Regions from separate parts of the Homo sapiens genome. Here region 1 is linked to region 2. Evidence: read pairs that join two places in POLR2A ChIA-PET (ENCODE). Cell type or tissue: OCI-LY7. All regions are shown on one strand.

Region 1 (2,500 bases), 94 kb before region 2:
CTATTGCACTCCAGCCTGGGCAAAAAGAGCGAAACTCTTGTATCAAAAAAAAAAAGAAAAAAGAAAACAGGGGCTCAGAGAGGTTATGCCTTGCCTAAAGTCACACAGCTGGGCAACAGAGAGCTGAGACTAGATCTCAGGTATCTTAACCTTTCACCCCATCCTACATGTTTTCCATTGTAATCATTTCTCTGCCTCTCCTTTTCTCTCCCAGAGGGCATGCAACATTCTGGGGGAAAGGACAAGTCCTCCATTTCAAAGATTTGCTGCTCCACAGATAAGGGCTATGAGAATGTCAGTCCCCAGTGCAACTCTGGCCCTCATCCTCCTTCATGCAAATACAGGTATGTTCAAGTTGTAGAAAAGAACTTGGAGCTGAGCCAAAGCTGTCAAGGCTCCAGACCACCCAGACCCTTTAGCCCTTCCTGCCTACAGGAGGAACAGGTGTCCCTCCTGACAACAATCCAGGTTACCAATGTGGATGTGTCTGGTCATTGACTCTCCTCAAAGCCCCTTTAAATCTCTCATCCCCCTTGATCCAACAAGAACCCAGCATGTTGGCCTGGCAGGAGAGAGTTTGGCCTTGAGTGATTAGTCCCAGGCATGCTAAGTGACCTCAGGCAGGTCACAACCGAAGGCTCAATTTCCTTAGATGTAAAATGATGAACACATCAATACCACATGCTATTCTAACCCACAGGACCACTGAGAAGATCTAAATTAAATATTGTACACACAAGTGCTTTGGAAACAAATTTCAGTGCTAATGAGAAGTACTATTAAACTCCTCCTGCCTTGTAGAGCTAAACAAAGTTGTGCCACCTGCTCCCAACAGAGGCTGCCTCTCAGGGGACTCTGCTGGGCCCTGAGGGTAACCAAAAGCAGCCTGTCACCTTTCTGCTCAGAGGCGGGAGGTCATAAGGTCAGCCACCCCTTGTGGCTAAAGGAGACCACCCTTTACCTGGCACTTCCCTGCCCAAGCAGGGAAGAAGCAAGCTCTGGTCTGATGGCTGAGAGGGCACCGGAAGAGAGATAGCAGGCAGGGTTGCTAGCAGAGAACAAGGGATAGGCCTCCTGAATGCAGGATTCAGGTGCATCCAAGAAGACTCACAAAAACAAAGGACAGGTGCACAGCTGGACACAGAACACCTACAGCTTTCTCAAGGCAGGGACAGGGCTCCCACCAACGACATGTGCCCAACTCCTAGAGGGAGTCCTACAATTCCTGAGTGCAGGTGCAGTGAGCTGGGCGCTTCTCAGTGCAGGGCCATGTGCATCTGCTGCGGGAATGCCAGAGGCAGGAGATGCAGCTGCACCCCTCTAGCAGGCTATGCCAAGACTCGAACAGACAATAAATAGCAATTTGACATCACTGAAGATAACCTCTCTGAGCCATTTCCTCATCTGCAAAACAGAGACAGCTTTTATCTCATGTGATTTGAGTAGGGATTAAATAAGATTGCTTTTATAAAGTGCCTGACACTACTCTGTAGATACTAAGTGGCAACTATTATTAAAACACACACACCCGTTCAACACAGGAGATGTCACAGGGCAGGCAAGGCCTAATGCCACTGTTATGGATAAACAATAAGGGAAAAGGGTTTGGGAGAGAAAGAGAAAGTGACTGCTGTGGGCTGGGAAGACCTCCCAAAAGGGGAAGAATCTGCACGGCCCTGAAAGTTACTACAGTGAGCTGGGCACTCTACCAGGCATTCCCACGTTCAGCCTCTACGTTGGTCTTAAGGATGAGGCAAGTCAGGTTCAGAGAATGAGGTGCATGAACCTCAAGGTTCATGGTCACACAGGTACTGAGAGGCAGCATCAGGAGCAGAACCCAGGGCTTCTGACTACGTCTTTCCTTTGTACCAGGGCTGGACGCCATGGGGCTGGCTTGGAAGGAGAGGAAAGGCAAACTTCGAGGGTGCTCAGCTGAATGAAGTCTGGGCAATCTGACCAACTAAGCCCTCTAAGTGCCTTGGCACTCCTAGAGACACATGTCCTACCTGAAGCCTTCCTCCCAGTCCCCAGCTGACCTCCCTCCCACTGTTCTGCAGTCAGTCTGCTATTTTCCCAAAGAGAAAAAGGTCATCGCTTCCTTTTTAGAGTCCTATCTGGGCTTCTTGAGACAGTTTCAAGGTGACCTTTAGGCTATTTGTTCTTCTCTTCTTTTGAGAAGTGAGAGAGGCACCTTCTAGTGTCATTTTTATAGGAAACCAGTTGCTGGGTCTGATATCCATGCATGTGAAGTGGGCAGTGACCCCATCTCCCCTATTCACAGACTTAATCTACAGAGGAGATGGCAGGATTCGCCTTGCAAAGACCAAAACCAAAAAAAGCTATAAGATATAAAGGGACAAAAGAAGCCTTTTGTGTCCCTGGTCAGGAGACAAGATGAATACCTGCTTTATGGGCTCCCGGGCCTCTGCCAGGCATTCTGGGTCAGGAACATGGGTAAACAATTGCAGGAGATGCCAGTGGTGAGCTGAGTTACAGTGAG
Region 2 (2,500 bases):
AGTTTTCCTTGACCTTGCAGCTAGTAGTAGAGTTACAGGATGAAACTCCAGAGCCTTCTCTACAAGAGATATTTTGAATTGTGGCAGGATTTGTCAGGATGCAAGTTAAAGACTGCAGATGCTTTTAAATAGTGAGAGAGTATAGCATTATCAAAATATGCTCCCTTTTCTCTGTTTCCTTCCACTATCTTAAGGTAATTGTGAGGCCTAAGAGCAGACAGGAAAATTAGCTATGATCACTGGAAAACAAAGTTCTGAAAACATCCAGAAAAAATTTTCACAAAGCTCAAACAAGTGGCTGGGTGTGATGTCTCACACTGTTTTTTTTTGTTTTTTTTTTTTTGAGAGTCTCGCTGTGTCACCCAAGATGGAGTGCAGTGGTGCAATCTTGGCTCACTGCAGCCTCAGGCTCCTGGGTTCAAGCGATTCTCTTGCCTCAGCCTCCTGAGTAGCTAGGATTACAGGCGTGTGCCATCACGCCTGGCTAATTTTTGTATTTTTAGTAGAGACGGGGTTTTACCATGTTGGCCAGGCTGGTCTCCAACTCCTGACCTCCAGTGATCCTCCTGCCTTGGCCTCCCAAAGTGTTGGGATTACGGGGATGAGCCACCGTGCCTGGCCAGATGGTTCACACTTGTAACCCTAGCACTTTGGGAGGGTGAGATGGGAGGATTGTTTGAGGCCTGGACTTCAAGAACAGCCTGGGCAAAATGATGAGACCCCCATCTCTACAAAAAATAAAAATAAAAGTAGCCAGGCATGGTGATTTGCACCTGTAATCCTAGCTACTCAAGAGGCTGAGGCAGGAGGATCCCTTAAGCCTAGGAGTTCAAAGTTGCAGTAAACTGTGATAGTGCTACATTCCATTCCAGCCTGGGGAACAGAGCTAGACCCTGTCTCTTTTTTTTTTGAGACGGAGACGGAGTTTCGCTCCTGTCGCCCAGGCTGGAGTGCAATGGTGCAATCTCGGCTCACTGCAACCTCTGCCTCCCGGGTTCAAGTGATTCTCCTGCCTCAGCCTCCCGAGTAGCTGGGATAACGGGTATGCACCACCACGCCTGGCTAATTTTTTGTATTTAGTAGAGACAGGGTTTCACCATGTTGGTCAGGCTGGCCTCAAACTCCTGACCTCAGGTGATTCACCCACCTCGGCCTCCCAAAGTGCTGGGATTACAGGCGTGAGCCACCGCACCCAGGCGACCCTGTCTCTTAAAAGCTCAAACAGCAATACGGAGCCCACTGGGCAGGGGAGAAGACATCAAGGTGAGTTTTTATCTAAAGCTTCCCAGAAAGTAAAGCATTGCTTAGAAGCAGCTCTCTTCTGCAGAGAAAACCTCAAGCAGTCCTACATGGGATTATTTAAGCCAGGAGCCTCAAAGATGGCTAAGAAGTTTCCTGAAGATGCTTTGGTGATGAGTCTATCCTACCAGCGAAAGCTTTCCCAGAAACTGTCCTTGTACCAACTTAGTCCATGACCTTGAAATGGCACTCTTTAAATTTGTGTTTGAGATCAGCAGAGTCAAGGCAGCTTAACCCTAAGGAATGGTAAGAGACAAAGTTTCAGCAGCTTCCTGAAATTGTATCAATACTGATATTACAGGTGTGAGCCGCTGCTCCCTGGCCAGTAATTTTTTTTTTTTTTTTTTTTTTTTTTGAGACAATGTCTCACTCTGTCACCCAGGCTGAAGTGCAGTGGCATGATCTCGATCTTGGCTCACTGCAACCTCTGCCTCCTGAGTTCAAGTGATTCTCCTGCCTCAGCCTCCCCAGCAGCTGGGATTACAGGCGCCTGCCACCATGTCCGGCTAATTTTTGTATTTTTAATAGAGACAGGGTTTCACCACATTGGCCAGGCTGGTCTGGAACTCCTGACCTCAAGTGATCTGCCCGCCTTGGCCTCCCAAAGTGCTGGATTACAGGTGTGAGCCACCACACCCGGCCCAGTAATTATTATTTAGTGGCCAATGGCCTGGCCCCTGGAGTCAGACTGTATAGGTTGACTCTCTGTCTAAGAACTGTGTAGCTTTGGCAACTTCACTTTTCTGTGCCTCAGATCCTGCATCTGTAAGATGAGGATAACAATAGCACCTGTCTCATAGGATTATTATGAGGAGTCTGTGAGATGACACTTGTAAACTGTTAGAATGTTCAATAAATATTATTTAATAGGATCAGTGTCAGGCATTTTACATGCAAGCGCTTCTGTTCCTCCTCACCCTGCAGAGGTAGGTATTATCAGATTAGGAAACTAAGGTTTAGAAGTGTCAAGTCAGGGTCTGGCATGGTGACTCATGCCTATAATCCCAACACTTTGGGAGGCTGAGGTGGGCAGATCGCTTGAGCCCAGGAGTTCGAGACCAGCCTGGGCAGCATGGTGAAACCCCATCTCTACAAAAAAAAAAAAAAAAAATGCAAAAATTAGCCAGGTGTGTGTGGGTGGTGCATGCCCGTGGTCCCAACTACTCGGGAGGCTGATGAGATGGGAGGATCTCTTGGGCCC

What was found. Peaks named below come from ENCODE experiments on the same cell type or tissue, not always from the same donor. Only the 100,000 strongest peaks of a DNase experiment are listed, where the experiment ranks them.
Region 1: POLR2A ChIA-PET joins it to region 2 with 8 read pairs; 25 of 35 experiments call an interaction of 5 or more read pairs at or near these places.

What each region holds. Positions count from the first base shown.
Region 1 is chr1:27,147,952-27,150,451 of GRCh38, forward strand. The region is part of intron 1 of SLC9A1 (solute carrier family 9 member A1); the gene reads right to left. Among named protein-coding and RNA genes, the nearest start is that of SLC9A1, 5.9 kb to the right of the region's middle. In OCI-LY7, no CTCF peak of the experiment used is centred here; DNase peaks (open chromatin) are centred at 360, 860 and 1,310; H3K4me3 peaks cover 2,293 bases; H3K27ac peaks cover 2,333 bases.
Region 2 is chr1:27,241,571-27,244,070 of GRCh38, forward strand. All of the region lies in intron 1 of WDTC1 (WD and tetratricopeptide repeats 1), which reads left to right. Among named protein-coding and RNA genes, the nearest start is that of WDTC1, 8.2 kb to the left of the region's middle. In OCI-LY7, no CTCF peak of the experiment used is centred here; no DNase peak of the experiment used is centred here.